Regions from separate parts of the Homo sapiens genome. Here region 2 is linked to region 1. The links are chromatin loops, found by intact Hi-C in ENCODE. Cell type or tissue: dorsolateral prefrontal cortex. All regions are shown on one strand. Links, peaks and the distances in the headings refer to the core of each region. The heading gives the core; the rest is flanking DNA. Region 1 has its middle 160 kb from the start of LINC03041. Region 2 has its middle 240 kb from the start of LINC03041.

Region 1 (8,680 bases), core at 408-8,407:
TCCCACCCTTGACACGTGGGGATTATTACAATCCAAGGTGAGATTTGGGTGGGGACACAGCCAAACCATATCAGTGACCAAACCACTTTTCCTGCTATGGCCACTTAATTTTCTCTTGAGGGTCTCATCTTAGCCACAGAGAGTCCATCTCATCTGTTAGCTGGAGGTACAGTGCTAACATTGCCTAAACTGAAGCATGGGGAGTTCCTAATACCACTGCTTTCTTCCTGTTCTGCGGATGCCAGCTCTGGGCATGGTTGGCTGAGATGGGAGCACTCCACCCATAAATTCAAAAAGGGGCAGAACATTGATCCATAAATGCCCTGGTCATTCCACTTCTGGCCTTAGTTTGCCTGGCCTGTTCATACTTCAATCAGAAATCTGTTTCTTGTCTCTCCTTTTAAAATCAGAGCGTCTGGCTCTTCCAGGCTGTCCTTGAAGCATATTCCTCAGCAAGATCTGCTTCATCCATCTAGCCTGAGCTTCTTAAAGGAAAGGGCCTGGTCTTGCCAAGTCTTGGGAATACAGCATATAGTATCTCATTGGTCAGGAATCTTAGATGCAAAATCAATGAGCATATAGCTAAGGTCCTACATGATCACATAATTCTAAGAGCTATAGGTTTAGTGAACAGAGGTCTAACCAAACCACAGTAATAGATTCACAATTCTCAGATCTGAGTCAGTTCATAGATCAGAGTCCCTTGAATGAAGAGAGGATGCTTACGCTTAGAGAGAAAGAGAAAGAAAACAAAAACCCGTCATACCACCATGAATATGCACTTTAAATCAGTGGATCTCAAATTCTGGTGTGTCCCAGAATCCCTATATGGACTTGTTAAAATGCAGATTGCTAGGTTCCACTCCCAGAGTTTAAGATTAACAGGGGCTGGGGTGGGTCCTGAGAATTTTCATTTTTGAGAATTTCCCAGATGATAATGATGCTGCTGGTCCAGGGACCACACTTAGAAAACTCTAAATATTCATTCCAGTTCCTCAAAGGAAACTGCAGCAATTTACACATAATTTTGGACTAGAAAAATAGAACTAGCTGGACATTTTAGGGATTATTGGACAGCGACTCAAAACTAATGCTAATCATTAGGGTTCCAGAAAATCACCACAGTCTGTAAGTTAAAATGGATGTTTAGGAGAGTCCATTGATAACTGGAATGTGAGGCTACTTCAGTCTCACTTGGGCCTAGAATAATCTGTGAACACATCTTTTTGTTATTTTCATAGTTCTTAAGGAGGTAGTTTGAATAGGTATACTCAGCGACTCGTAGAACCACCACATTGACTCTTTGGCTTGAAGAATCAGGGCTTTTATGATACAATGGGTAAAATAGAAGCATCTGTGGCATCCCCTCCATACCAAAGTAATGAACTAAATGCATCATCGCATCCCTGGCAGCCTAACACAATTATTTTAGCAACAAAGACTTCAAAGTTGCAAGGGAAGTGATCTCTATTACATCTCTCTAGTTAACTGATCTATTTGACCTCTGCAAAAAATCAGATGGATCTTGGAGAAAGATAGTGTATTATTTTAAGGTTGTAAGGTGATGATTACAATTGATGCTGCTGCTGTCTTTACTCTGTGAGTTTGCCATATGTCTATTGATCTGGTGAATACATTTTCTCTATTAGAAGAAAGTTGCTTTTACCTGACAGGAATAACAGCATATATTCACCATCCTGGTCTCAAAGCTGCATTAATTATTTTGCTTTATACCATAACTTACGGCAATAAGGTCTTTGATCTTTTTATTAATCGACAAAACTTTATGCTGGACCACAATTTATATGATATCATGCTAATAATAGACCAGGTGATCAGGCAGGAGCACATACCCTAAATGCCTTGTCAAACACATTTATGTTAGAAGGTTGAGATGCATCCATTGGAAACTCAGTGATTTCAGAGATGATTCTAGAAGTTCAGATAACTATATAATATCAGAATATCCCCTCCAAAATGAAAAATTCCTGCACCATGCATATCCCACAAATGAAAACAAGCAATACATTAATTGTCTCTCTTTGGACTTAATTTTTACTTTTTTTAGAGACAGGGTCTCTGTCACTGAGGCTGGAGTGCAGTGGTGTGATTATAGCTCACTGTTGCCTCAAACTTCTGCACTCAAGCAATCATCCTGCCACTGTCTCCTAAATAGCTAGGAATTCAAGCATGAGCTACCATAACTGGCTATTTAAAAAAAATTGTTTTTTTAGTAGAGACAGGGCCTCACTTTGTTGCCCAGGCTGGTCTCAAACTCCTGGCCTCAAGCTGTTCTCACACCCCAGCCTCCCAAAATGCTGGGATTATAGGCATGAGCTACCATACCCAACCCTTTTTGGATTTTTAAAAATTTTTTATTTATTTATTTTTTGAGACAGAGTCTTGTTCTGTCACCCAGGCTGGAGTGCAGTGGTGCAATCTTGGTGGCTCACTGCAACCTCTGCCTCCCAGGTTCAGGTGGTTCTCCTACCTCAGGCTCCCAAGTAGCTGGGCTTACAGGCATGTTCCACCATGCCCAGCTCATTTTTGTATTTTTAGTAGTGATGGGGTTTTGCCATGTTGACCAGGCTTTTCTCAAACTCCTGACATCAACTGATCCACCCGACTCAGCCTCCCAAAGTGCTAGGATTACAGGCATGAGCCACTGCACCCAGCCCCTCTTTGGATTTTTGAAGGCAACATATAAGGATGTATTCCACATAAGGCTGTATTCCTCTGACCCTGTTGCTGACTAATGCACTGGCTACTATCTTTGAATGGGGTGTTTGGCTCTGTCCCCACCCAAATCTCATTTTGAATGGTAATAATCCCCATGTGTCAAGGGTGAGGTCAGGTGGAGATAATTGAATCATGGGTATCATTTTCCCCCATACTGTTCTTGTGGTAGTGAATAAATCTCACAAGATCTGATGGTTTTATAAATGGGAGTTCCCCTGCACAAGCTCTCTTGCCTGCTGCCATGTAAGACGTGAATTTGTTCCTCATTCACCTTCTGCCAGGATTGTCAGGCCTCCCCAGCCATGTAGAACTGTGAGTCAGTTAAAACTCTTCCCTTTATAAATCACCTGGTCTCGGGTATGTCTTTACTAGCAGCATGAGAACAGACTAATAAAGGGTCCAAAACAAAAGTAGTTGATTCAGGCCATAACACAAGCAATTCTACCCATGGGTCTTATGATTAATGAACCTAATGGTGCTTGAAGAGTGGCTGTTCAGGATACTATATGGACCCCATGCCAAGGCCTGACAGAAGAAGCACAATAAAGAACCCTGGAGTTTAAGGGCAAGGGTTTGCCCTCAATAGCAAGTTAGTGTATTCTTCTTTTTTTTTTTTTAAGTCAACTTTACTGAGATATAATTTACATGCAATAAAATGTAACATTTTAAGTGGACAGTTCAATGAGTTTTGATAAATTTATACACCTGGAAAACTGCAGCAAAATCAAGATAAGGAGCATTTTGATCAAACCAGAATTTTGCCCCTTTGCACCAATCCTTCCTTGAACCTAGCTCCAGTCAACTACTCATCTTCTGTCATCATACATTTGGTTTATCTTTTCTAGAGTTTTATATAAATGAAATCATGCAGTATATACACTTTGGGGTCTGAACTTTTTCATTCAATATAATGTTTCTAAGATTATTCTTTACATGTATCAGTAGTATCAGCAGTTTGTTCCTTCTTAATGATTAAGTATTTCATTGTATGGACATACCACAATTTCCTTACCTGTTAACAAACATTTGTGTTGTTTACAGGTTTTGGTTCTCACGAATAAAGCTACTACAAATATTCCTGTGATATCTTTTTATGGATGTATATTTTCATTTCTCTTGGCTAAATACCTACAAGAAATTTCAGGGACATATGGTAAATGCATATTTAACTTTATAAGAAACCAATGAACTGTTTTCCAAAATGAGGTTGTACCACCTTGTATATGAGGTGTTTTTGACATTGATATTTGATATTTTCAATGTGTTAAATGTTAGTTGTTCTAAGGAGTATATAGTAGTATTTAATTGTGGTTTAAATGTTCCTTTCCTGATGTCTAATAATGATGAGCATCTTATCATGGTCTGGTTAATTACATTTTTGCCCCATTTTAATTGCTTTTTAAATTGTGGAGTTGTAAAAGCTTTCTGTATAATCTGGAAACAAGTTGTTTGTCAGATACACGTACTGTGAACATTTTCTCCTGATCTGTGGCTTACCTTTTCATCTTCTTAGTGGAATTTTCCAAAGAGCAAGAGTTTTAAATTTCGATAAAGTTCAATTATCACATTTTATTTAATGGTTTGCTATTTGTCTCCTATCTAACACATTTTGACTACCTTTAAGCCACACAGATTTTCTGCTGTGCTTTCTTCTAGAAATTTTAATTTAATTAAATTCTAATTAAACTTTGCATATAGTGTATTGCAAATGTTGAGGTTCATTTTTCCATACGAATATCCAGTTGTTCTTGTACCGCTTGTTGAAAAAACTATCCTTTCTCCATTGAATAACCATGTCAAAAATCAATTAATATGTTTGGAAGTATTTCTGAACACTGTATTTTTTTAAACGACAATACACAGATGATCCATTAATCAACAGAACAATAGATAGATGTAGAATTCTGGGTTGACAGGTTTTTTTCTTCTTCTTCCTGACAGCATTTAAAAGATACCATTTTATTGCCTTCTGGTTTGCACTGATTCTGATGAGAAGTCTGCAATAAATCCAATCTCTGTTCTTTTTCATGTCATGTGCTGTTCCCCACTATGGCTGTATTTAAGATGCTCTTTTTATCTCTGTTTTTTCACCAAATTGATTATGAAGTGCCTTAGTGTTATTTTCTTTCTGTTTATCTTGCTTGGAATTTGTAGACCTTTTTGATATGGTGATTTGTAACTTTCATCAGACTTGAAAATATTTCAGCCATTATTTCTTCAACATTTTTGTTTTGTTTTGTTTTCTCCTTTCTTTTCCCTCCTGGATTACAATTACATATATCTTAGGCCACTTGATCTAGTCCCTTACATCACTAAAACTCTGTTCATTCACTTTTAATCTCTTTTTCCCCCTGTGCTTTAATTTGTTTCTATTATGTTATTTTTAAGTCACTAATTTTTTCTTTTCTGCTATCTATTTTGCTGACAGTTCCTCCAGAATTTTTTCAGATGTTGATATGGTTCTATTTGGCTTGTTTCTTTCATTTATCTCCCTATATTTTGGTTTTAATTCAAATTTGTAAGTATATTGAGCACATTTCTAATTGCTCTTTTTAAAGTTTTTATCTACAGATCAATCAAATCTGACATTTCTGTGATTTTTTTCCTATTGACTGATTTATCAACTGGTTATAAGTCACATATTCCTGCTTCTTATGTTTCATACTTTTAAAATTGGATCCTGGACATTGTAAATATTACATCCTTGAATATCTGAATTTTGTTTCTTCCTTTAAAAAAGTATTTGACTTGTTCATTTTGCAGTCTGTTCAGTTCCCTGGTGACAACTTTGATACCTTTATGGCTTGTTTTAAAGGGCTTAGGGAGGGTCAGTAGTAATCCTTACTCTAGAGATAGTTTAGCCCTACAACCAAGGCATGGTCCTCCTGCCCCCAGGTGATCAATGGAGATTCTCTGGGTGGTCTAAGCTCAAAAAGTCTCCTTTCCCTCTATGTACTCTGGGAATTCTATGGCTTATGGCTCCCCTGTCATTTTTTTTTTTTTCTGCTCAACCTCATGGTATTTTACCCTAACCATGTGCATATTGATATTTAGCCAAAGACTCGAGGAGACCTGTATCCACATTTACGGAGCTCGTTTTCTGCACAGTTCTGTCTTCTCTGTACTCCTTTCTGCAAATTTCTCCCACCTTGGTGTCCTTAACTTCCAGTCTCCATCTCTTAACTCAATGAGCCCCTGGCACTATCAGGGGTCCCTGCCCCTGCACGCCATATAGAAATTGATTCCAGGCAGAGTACTGCCGCTCATATAGAGATCACTTTGTTTGTTTTCTTTCATTTAGCGATTAGTCATGCACTGACTTTTTCCAATTTTGTTTCATTTATTTTTATATATTTACATATAAACCAGCTATGTCCTGTATTTTGCCAGTTTTCTAATTGTTTATGGTGAGAGGGTAACTTCATAAGTGTAAGTAGCCATGCTATTACCATTAAGAAAAACTCTACACTAGCTATTAACCCTTGGTACTGTCAGAACACCAATCCACTGGATATCAGTTGGCTGTGCTACCTGAGTACCCATCAATGAACTGGGTATTATCTGTTATACCAAACCACATGTTGCCGCATTCCACCATCAAATGAAGTGTTTCTATGAGGGTAAGGTCAAGCAGGCCCTGGCTGTTGATTGACTTAGTGGTTCACACTCCTGATAATATCCACTCTGGACACATCCCTACTCTTTCCTCAACCCACATCTGTATTCTCTAGGAGTTTCTCATGACCGAGAGTTGACTGAAAAGCAAAAAACACGGTGTCTTATTTAACAGTTAGCTCTGAGCTTGAAATCGCCAGCTTGAAATCAATGGCTATGATGTTATAGCTTCTGTTAGGGGTGGCCTGGAGGGCAGTGAAGAAGAGAAATCCTCCCAGTGGGCAGCACCTTGGACAGCACATGAGGTGTTCTTTTCCCAGAGCATCTCAGGCGGTGTTAGGTGCAGATCTACACTGTTTCATGAGAAGTGGCTTCCGGCTTGGCTAAGGGATTGAGAATTTGGAGGAATAGAACTGTAGGACTGATGGTGACAGGGAAGTCAGAAGACAACTAGGTATGGTCTTAAAATGGCCCCAGAGTGCGGAAAGCTTTTGTCCCATGTGGCTGCTCACTAAATGGACCTCAGTTGCAAGTCATCACGTAACATGCCAATAGCAACGACTCACCCTAAGTCCCAAATATAGGCTCATACTCAAAGAGGACTAGCCTGTGACAAGTAGTTATCAGCCTCCAGGAGGGTTCATTACACTGAACCCCTTCCACTGCACAAGAGACAGTGATTTGTCCTCACAGAATGGACACCTTGTGGATATGTATTTCCCTTTTAAATTAGGACATTAGATACCTTGTTAACCAAAATATTATTGCACAAAGTGTCACTTTTGCCTGTCAACTCCTTTTTCAGCAAAAGAAGCAAGGCAACAGCCTATGCTTATGGTATTCATGGTGTTACTATGTATCCCATCACCCAGAAGCAGCTGTCTTAAGGGAATGATGGAATGGGCTTTTTTTCTTTCTCTCTTTTTTTTTTTTTCGAGACAGGGTCTCATTCTGTCACTCAGGGTGGAGTGCAGTTGTGTGATCATAGCTCACTGCAGCCTTGACCTCCTGGACTCAAGTGATCCTCCCACCTCAGCCTCCTGAGTAGCTAGGAATGGACATTTGAAGCCTTGGTTCCAAGACACAAGAATGCAAGTTTGAAGTGAGTCCTGCAGGATGCAGCATATCCTGTGAACCACTGAGTAAGAAATACTGGTTCTATTTCTGATGTTTCTCCCACAGTCAGAAAGCACAGATCACTGATCAAAGCATGGAAGTAGTAAAGATACTGCTAGCATTTCACTCAATGCTATACTTTAAAAATGTTCTTGTCTCATTCCTGCAACACTGTTGGTTTAGAAGCTGTAGTACTAAAAAATTCTCCCACCAGGAGCCATGTTTCTAGTGACTGTACAGATTGTCACCTAGCATTTTAGGACCTTCTTCATTCCACTGGATGCTACTATTTACTTCAGGTAAATCTGCCTCCAACTCTAATTCTGGACCTACACTGTACAGAGATGTTCACTCTCTAGCTGATCAATATCTCCCCCAAAATGGTTGCTTGTGTCTCCTTCAAAAAATGGAATCACATTTTAATAGTTTTTAATCAGCCAGGGGCTTTGTATTTTATCATTTTTGCTTTATGCTATAAGTATGATTCAATAAAACACTTTAGATTTCGTTAAAAATTTGAGTTTACCATAAACGGGAGGTATTTTAGAGCCATGCGCATGTTAAGTTAGTTATGGCATGATGTTATATGAGTAGACTAACACATTGCCTATCTTACTCATTGCTTCAGATTATTTTTGTGATAAGCCTATTGGGACCCATCTTGCCCTAGTAGATGAGTGGGGCTATTATGGAGTTTCGCACAGGATGGATATATATTCAACAGAGAGAGGAGTTTGGAAAAAATCTAGGGTGTGGGGCACCACTGTATTAGCGGGGTGAAAATCCTAGTTGTAGGGAAGAAAAGGGAGTCAGGGTAAGGCAAAATGGTAGTGGGCATGTGGGGCTTTGGAGAGGGAGGTAGAACTGAACTTTCCCTGCCGTTACTGCCAGGCTTCTCCATTAAGGAACAATGTAATCTCCTAGAAACTCAACAGGTACCTAGCTTAGGGAAAAAAGTCTTTGTCCCAACTCTGCGAGAGCTTCAAAGAGAGCTCACAGGGACACCACCGCCCTCAGCTAGACCCCATTTTACCCATCTGCAAAGTGGGGAAATGAAAATGAATGAAGTCAACTATTCTGTTTCTTAGTCTCAGATTAATACGAACTTAATTGGACTCTTTGATCATTCCAAATAATGGTAGATAAAGTATTTAAATTTATGCAAACTATTTATTTTGAAGAAGTACAAGTAGAAACAAAACATATTCTC
Region 2 (8,680 bases), core at 143-8,142, 76 kb after region 1:
AAATGAAAACAAAAAAAAGAGTTATTTTCCAAGAGACTTTTCCTTAGAGTCTCTCTTTTGTTCCTGGACATAAACTCCATCACCACCCTCACCCCTAGAGAAACTGCAGGTCCCCATATCATTGCTAGCTTGACAGTTCTTGATGGCACTCATTCAAAAAATCTGTATTGAACTCAAATGTGCCCCAGAGACTGAGCTAGATGCTTTGTCCAGTCTTCTCATTTAATCCTCTTAACACTTTGTCCTCAGGGGTTATAATTCACTTTATTTAGCACAGGAAGAAGCTGAGGCTCAGAAAAATCAAGTGATTTCCTCGAGGTCCCTGGGGAGCAAAACGCCTTCAATCATTGAGTCTTTCCTGAAGCTGGTCCTACCCAGAAGCCCTCCCTGCCACCTGGCCTCAAGAGGCTGCCTATTAGGTTGATGGGGCCCTCTTCTCTCAGGCCAGAATCCTCATGATCCTCTTCATAAGGGCTTTCTCTTTCATGCCTCATTCCCAGTTGTCTTATTATCATCTCACACCTGCCTGGCTGCAAAAGGCTCTCTGGTCTAATTTGGTTGCCTCCTTGACTATATGTCTGCGCTCTAATCCACTGGAGCCCGCCCACTGCCAGCTTACTATTCCAGAGAGGCTGCCTGGATACCACTAGCTTCGCAAGAGTCTTGCTCCACGACGAACTAGCTGACTGAGTCTGGGAAAGTCATTAAAACTCCCTGGCAGTTTCTTTGCAGTTATAATATGCACAATAATTTCAGCTTTATCTCTGAAAGAAAACTAAAATGAAGATTGAATGAGACTCAGAAAGCGGGCTTTGGGGAACATCATTCCCATACCAGATTTTATCTCCAAAATGCCCCCAAAATGCACATTTTCATCTAAACTTGCTCAGAATATGGTGTTTCTGGATCTGAATCCAATGCCAAATTTTTTCTCCAAAATTTCCTCCTGTGCCCACAAAGAATGAAGGTTGGTCATTCAACTTTTCCCTGCAAAACCTGAGTTCATAATTTGTGTTCCAGAAGGTGTGGCCAAGAACTATATTCAATATTAAACTCTGTATTTCTCATTTACGAAATCACCAATAAGGAAATTTCGATAAGCCCTCTTATTTTCAATATCCAAACATCATATTTAATTAATCCAATCCTAGTTTTCTGGGTTAAGTGATATTCACTAAGGTAGGCTAAAAGAAAAAATAATAACATTTCAGAAATATAAATTATTGGAAATCCTGAACCTCAGACACCTGGTTCAGATCAAAATAAGTACTAAAAAATCTTCATTGCCCTCCCTTTACCATGAAACAAAAACCCCAGCTTCTTCGCCTGACTTCTACAGAACATTCCCAGCCTCAGTCTATCTTTCCCACCTAAACTTCCTTTTCTCCTGCATGAGCCATTTGCTCTAGACACCAGATTATTTGCTGTCTTCTAAAAGCTCCTTCATTTTATTTCCTCTGCATTTTCTCTCAGGCCTTTTCCCTGCTCCCAAATGCCTCCCTGCTCCCACTGACCTAGTTGGCCAAATCCGACTAGCTGAAACCTCCACTTCTTCCATGAAATCTGTCCTGAACACACCAATCTGAACAGATTTCTCCTTCCTCTGAGCCCCTGTGGCAAAGGAAGCCCATGTGCTTACTCACCTAGTGCTGCCTTCTGCTACTTTGCCCAGTGTCATCTTGAACTTTCATTAAACATCTTTCCTTGTCATATTTTAATGTTGGGCACCCAATTCTGTCTTTATACCCTAGAGTTAGCTACACACACAGTAGCTGCTCATTAAGAACTTGATGCTTAGATTTGACCCACACGCTTGCAAACACCTCTCCTCAAAAGAAATATTTCTTATGTATAAAGCAAGGGAACTGTAGAAATTCACCCCATCAAATATTTTTGGCTGAAAAAAAAAGAGAGAGTATCTTTGCAGAGTCTCAACAGAAACTATGCATGTGAATGTGTGTTTGGGGTACAGAAGTAGAGAGAAGCTTGTTAATTTTAAAGCCACATAGCATGTTTGGCTAAGACTGTTACTCCATTTGTGTATTTCAACCACGTAAAATACACCCTGGGATTCTGGACTGAGAGAAATAGCCATATAAGGAGAAAACAAGGCATTCCCTATAGCTGCTCTTGTAAAACACTCTATGATTTAACCCTCTGCTCGGACAGATCCAAGCTCCTGCACTTTACAACTGCAAACAATCAAATTCCTGGGAGGAGCTCAGCGTGTGACCTGCACCACTGGGCACAAACAATCACAAACAAAACCTGACAGGTCACCTATGGGGCAGCATGACCAAAGCTTCGCAGCCGCCTGCCTTTCTCTCTGCGGTGGGCCGTCCCAGCTGGAGCAGGCACTGAGATGAGCTCCAGCCCAGAGACAACTCTGAGGGCTCATTAATCCCTTTCCTTCAAGAACTCAGGAATCTGAGGTCTGCCTCCACCTTCTAGATGACAGTCCATCAATCTGCAGAATCCCTTCACTGGGGAGGTGTGGGAGGGAGAAGTGGGGGGATCAAGATAAGGAAAGAGGGGCTCCAGGAACAGAGGCAGGACTGGGCAAAGCGTTGGCCAGCCTCCAACACGATGCCTGTGGCTCTCTGGTGGAGTATGCGTCTGGCTAGGGGCCTCTGTGCTATGCAGAGGAGGGACTGTGGAGTGAGGGGGTAACAGGGCACCCAGCTGGCCCTCACCTTCCCTCCCTTCATCTTGATTGCCATTAACAACAACTCTGTGAGGTGCAGTTTTCTAGATGATGAAACTGAGATTCTGAAAGGTTCCAGTGTCCCTCACATGTAATGAGTAGGCGATGATTAGAAATAAGCTTGTATGCTGTGGCAGACACTGCTCATTTTCTTCTGTTATCCGGTCCAATCTCCTTCCTTCTGGCAATAGAATGAACACAACTCCACCTCCACCCCCCACCCCATTACACACACACACAGAAGCAAGGAAGATGGCTGCCTGGCTGGAGATGGTATTTCCCAGACACCCACGTAGCTCAAGGGGGGCCATGTGACTGAGTGATGATTTCCAAGAAGAGGGACATGAGTAGGAGTAATGTGTGCAAATTCTGGGTCACATCTTTTTAAAGTAGCTGCTTGCCTTTCCCATGGGCTGGGACGCAGATGTAAGAATGAGGAAGAGGACAACCTTAGGGGCTACTGGAGTAGCACAGCAGAAGGAGGCTAGACGAGTTTATGGAACAGCGCCACCTACCTTCCTGGGGCTACCGACCTGCAGGGAAATTAGACTGTTCCGTGAGGAGAAATAATCAGCCTCCTCTGAGCCACTGTATTCTTCCATGTCTTTGTGACAGCCATTTAGCCTACATTCTAACTAACGCATGTGACTTTCTGCAGCCTCAGCTGTGTGTAAAGAATCTTGAGGCCACAATAGCTTGCACTAACTTAAAACGCAGAAGGAAAAAAATCGTAGCCAAGTTACATAACAGCAGTACTCACATGCCAAAATCACCCCCTCCCTGAGTCAAGGCTGGAATAGGGGCCTCAGCCACATGAGGGAGTCCTGCACAGGTGACAGCAAAGGTCAGAGAATCCTGCTCTCTCCTCCCCATAGGAGTTTACTACGGAAAATTTGCCTAAGAAGGACCCTGAACCTCATTGAGCTGGAACCAGAAGCACTATTTGGACAACTCTCATTATCATTCCCAAAATGACTTGTTGAAAAGTCTTCCTCACTAATTTTTAAAGTCAGCTTTACTTCCCTGAGACAGATGTGTTAAAACATCTACTATGATTATAATTTCACAGTTCCTCTTGGGACTTCAAGTTTTGAGACTATCATATTATATATATACTAAAAGTGTTACATTTTGTATAACAACCTTTATCAGTAATCATAAATTTCGCCCTTTAGTCTGGCATAAGTGTAACTATATTCAGCTTTTTTTTTTTTTTTTTTGGCCTGATAGGTCTTTTTCTATTTTTTTTTCTGTTTTTGTTCTTTTCTTTGCCCTCATATTTTCTCTTATAAAACCACATAGATTTTAATTTTTTCATCCAAGTTAACAATCTCTGTGTTTTAACAGATACATTTAGTTCATTAACATTTTTTAGGGTTTATTTCTGCCATCTTAGTTTGAGCTTTGTGTTTACTTTGCTATATATGATCTTTGCTTTCTTTTTTCCAAACTTTTAGTGGGATTGATTCTGATTTCTTTATTTCCTCTTTTCCTGTTCTACTGATTTGGTAATTATCAGTCTTATTTGTATTTCTGTATATACATACAGATGTTTTAGATGTTACCCTTACATTTTTAACACACATACTTGACTTTGAAAAGTACAAAATGTCATTTCTACTTACCTATCAATCTTCAGAGCTCCAAACATCTCCCACCCATTTTATCTATTATTGTTGTCAAATATATTATTTTCACTTTTATACCCTTAAAATCTGTCAAGATTATTAACTTCTACAGACAATGCTTGTTTAAATTTAACTTCCCCTCTTAGAGCTCATCCCTTCCTTTCTAGTTCAATTTTCTTCTACTTGAAATAAATCCCTTAGCAACTACTTTACATTTTTGGTGACCAAAACCAAACAAAACTTTAATTTTATATGTGTTGTTGAGTAATAGTTTAGCTGGCTATATAATTGCAAACCGATAGTGATTTTTCCTAGTGCTTTGGGTATGTCATCTTCTTGACTTTTAATATCTGTTGTTGCTGTCAAGAAATCTGCTGCCTAATTATATTTCCTACAAAAAAAATCTTCATTGCTTTAAGAACTTTTTGGCATCAGTATTTTGCAATTTCATTATAGTGGACTTGAAGTTTGAATTCACACTTACTTATTCAGCTCATGACTTACTGTACTTCCTGAATCTTATGATATTTATCTTTTAGACATTGTAAAAAAATTCTCAGTCTTTTTTCTCTCTGAATATTTCTTCTCCTTCATTTTCTATTTCTACTTCTAAACGCTTATTCTCATTCTTTCCTCCATATCTTTAGTTACTCCCTCACATGTTTACGTTTTTGTGATGCATTCTGAATTGGAATTAAATCTCTTCCAGTTTACTACTTTTTTCTTTAACCATATCTAATCTGTTAAAATTGATGACAATATTTATTACTTTTAGAAGTTTCATTTGTTTCTTTTTAAAATCTCTATTTTATTTTTTCATGGTACCTTATATATTGTCATAATTTATTATGTTTTCAATTCCTAATTTTATGCTTTGAATCATTTTTAAACCTACTTATAGTCTTTATGTAATACATTTATTATCTGAAGTGCCTGGGGATCTGATCTCGCTCTGTATTCTATCCACTGGTTCTCTCTCATGGGAAACCATTTCCTAATATTCTTCATAATTTTGGAAGCTGAGATCATCTTCAGTGGAGCTTTCTCTATTCAGGGGATCTTGTGTGGTCTGGGTTGAGGACGTGACCTCACAACCAGGAGAGTTTTGTGCCTGGTTCATGATTGCATGGCATCATGGCCTAGAATCACATTTATTCATCCATGTATTTATTTTTAGACATGTGATAATTGTACATATTTATTGGGTACAGAGTGGCATTTTCATATATGTGTACAATATGTAATGATCAATTCAGGGTAAATAGAATATTCATCACCTCAAACACATCATTTCTCTGTGTTGAGAACATTCAAAATCCTCTCTTCTAGCTATTTGAAAAATATACAATAAATTATTAACTATGGTTATCCTACAATGCTATAGAACATTAGAACTTATTCTTCTATCTAGCTGTAATTTTGTATCCGTAACCATCATTTCCTCTTCATACCCCTTCCTAGCATTCTACTCTTTACTTCTATGAGCACAACTTTTTCAGCTCCCACAAATGAAAACATGCAGTATTTGTCTTTCTGTGCCTGACTTATCTCACTTAACATCATGTCCCCCAGGCTCATTCATGTTGCTGTGAATGACAGGATTTCATTCTTTTTTATGGCTGAATAGTATAGAATCACATGTTTATGTCAATATCTCATCTCAGATATTCCTAGACCACATCTATAGTGTAAATTCAAACCTCAAACCCAAGTAAGGCATTGGATTCTTGGTTCAGAATTCTTGATTGACAACTGAGAGAATTTTTGGTGCTAGTTAAGATAGGTAAATTTGTTTTTTGCTTGTTTGTTTGTTTTGAGACGGAGTCTCGCTCTGTGGCCCAGGCTGGAGTGCAGTGGCGCGATCTCCACTCACTGAAAGCTCCACCTCCCGGGTTCACGCCATTCTCCTGCCTCAGCCTCCTGAGTAGCTGGGACTACAGGCACCTGCCACCACGCCCAGCTAATTTTTTGTATTTTTAGGAGAGACGGGGTTTCACCATGTTAGCTAGGATGGTCTTGATCTCCTGACCTCGAGATCCGCCTGCCTTGGCCTCCCAAATTGCCGGGATTACAGGCGTGAGCCACCGTGCCCGGCCAAGAAATTTCTTTTTTGTCTCTCTGTGCTGATGGCTTTTTGGGCTGTTCTTGGGCCATCATGGAAACCACAAAATGTAGGTCTCAGCATTCACAAATACTTGCCTTTCCAATTCACGTTCCCAAGACAACTAATGTAGTTTCTGTGTCTTTCTCACCTTGGGCCAGGAATCCATGTCCAATGCAGCCAGCTATAGGCAAAGACAAGGTCTCATAGTACTTAGGGAACTTCCTGTTGGTCTGTGGAGAAAGAACTTTTCTGGCAAGAGGGCCTAGAGGAAGGGAAGAAGTGATCATTAGAGGAAACAATTAGTATCCCTGAAACCAATAACTTTTCTTCAACACTTCTCTTGTATAAATCTATGCCATCAATGATTGTGTACCCCCAGCTGTGGGCACAAAATTATTAAAGGTAAGAGTCAGCTGTTGTAACCAGGGAAGGTGTTGATAGTGTTTCACAGGAAACATCAAGGTGAGCCTGTTTCTGCATAGCGGTAGAATTTATTTTCAACTCTGATCAAATGTGTAAGTTACTCTTCCACACAACATAGCCCAGTGACTGACATAGTGGATATTGAATAAATATTTGTTGAAACAAATATCAATCCCCTCTTCTAATCTTCAGTAAGGGGAGAATGAAACACATAGAGGCAGCAGGGAGAAAATGTTCAGAGAGCCAGAAAGCTATAAAGCCATGCTCACAGAAAGGTAAATCTTTCCTGGAGAAATAAGTAACTAGAAGCAGGCAGTAAGCAAAGAATGCTGGAGGAAAGTAATCTCTTTTAGAAATCATCATAAATGCTTGGAACTTGGAGTGGATTTTGAATTAGCATACATACCAAGATGGAGAGTGTTCTTCAGTTCATAAATAAGAGCGCTGTCACAGGTGGTGACATTCGCCACAGATCCTAGGGCAGGAAGTAATCTGTGAACTCGGGTGTTAAATTAAGAGAAAGCACACCCCACAAAAAAAGAAGACAATTCTCTTAGACATAACTGCATAAGAGATTTAGGGGGAAAGAACCAAAATTTTTTTAAAGGGATCCACTGTGTTAGTTTTTTATATCTAATAATGTCCATGTTAATTATGTATTAACATATATGTAGTTCAAATCCTCCTGTGGATTCTTTCTTAGTATGTTCTTTTTGTTTTTAAGACCGAATTTGAAGGATCTCTCCAAATGCTGTTATAAACAGATATCTGAATTAGCTGAGAGCTGCAGTCAAAACCTGGGAGCTAAGAAAACAGTTCCCTTACAAAATGCTGCTTTACCTAAGTTTTCTTTATTCTCAGTATATAATTTATTCGATTCAGCCCTACTAACGGAGACGTCAAAGGTCTTGGGGTAGCCATCTGGTTGAAAGATGGGGGCTGGCAGACTCAATTTGGAACTGTGTTTGCATATCAAGTGTACTATGTTTCTTCTCAATTGTGCATTTATTAAGTTTGGCCTGGGGATAGGGGAGGATAGACCCCACTCTCCAAGTTAACCCTTGGGCCCAGAAAATTTGAAAACCAAATGGAGGACTCCACATGTAAAAACTCTGGAGAATAAAGCCCACAGCACAAAAAACATGATTGTAGTGCCAATCTGAGATCCAGGGAAGCTTTGGTAGGTAAAGTCTCATGCTATATTAGCTTTCCAAAAAACTAAAGCCACCTGTCCCCCAGGATTGGGGCAGTGTCCATCACAGTGGTGAGAACACTGGCCCCTTGTCCATTCTGATGGACAGAACTACGACAGGAGGCTTCCTTGAGGCGTTCAAGAGAACTCAACTATGTCACACGCACTGAAACATCTAATTACAGTAATGACCTCCACACTGAACCTTGGTTGCACTCCCAACAGTGTCTCCTGCAGTTGTTCTCAGCTCAAATCAAATTACTGTGGAAAAAATGTGTGAGATCTCCCTTCCCACAATGAAGTAAAAAGGGCAGTTTACCACCCGTTGAAAATCATCTCACCAGACTACTATTATTCTAGTACAAGAATGTGCAGAATGTGTCAAATGTGTGTGTCAAATGTGTGTCAAATTAGGTGGCCTCCCTCCTGAAACCATTAAATCTTTGCATCTCTTCATAAGGAAGGCTGATAGACGCCAATGGTGGGAACTCCAACACAACTGAAGTCACGCCTCTTGCTACAAAAACCAGGAGGGCTCTGCGGCAACCCAAAGCCAGTGACTGAACCTAGCACCTGTCAGTGCACGTTGTTGCTTCCTTCCCCCAGGTAATTCTTTCGGGAAATGCTAC

Evidence for each region. A loop is a pair of places that touch in the nucleus more often than their neighbours do. Peaks named below come from ENCODE experiments on the same cell type or tissue, not always from the same donor. Only the 100,000 strongest peaks of a DNase experiment are listed, where the experiment ranks them.
Region 2: a loop joins it to region 1, with 2.3 times the contacts of the local background. A loop is called at or near these places in 3 of 110 quality-filtered maps.

Annotation. Positions count from the first base shown.
Region 1 is chr9:16,110,283-16,118,962 of GRCh38, reverse strand. No RefSeq gene overlaps it. Among named protein-coding and RNA genes, the nearest start is that of LINC03041, 160 kb to the left of the region's middle. In dorsolateral prefrontal cortex, for the core only: no CTCF peak of the experiment used is centred there; no DNase peak of the experiment used is centred there.
Region 2 is chr9:16,034,111-16,042,790 of GRCh38, reverse strand. It overlaps a transcript of CCDC171 not described here. Among named protein-coding and RNA genes, the nearest start is that of LINC03041, 240 kb to the left of the region's middle. RefSeq lists a silencer at 6,281-6,536. In dorsolateral prefrontal cortex, for the core only: no CTCF peak of the experiment used is centred there; a DNase peak (open chromatin) is centred at 3,186.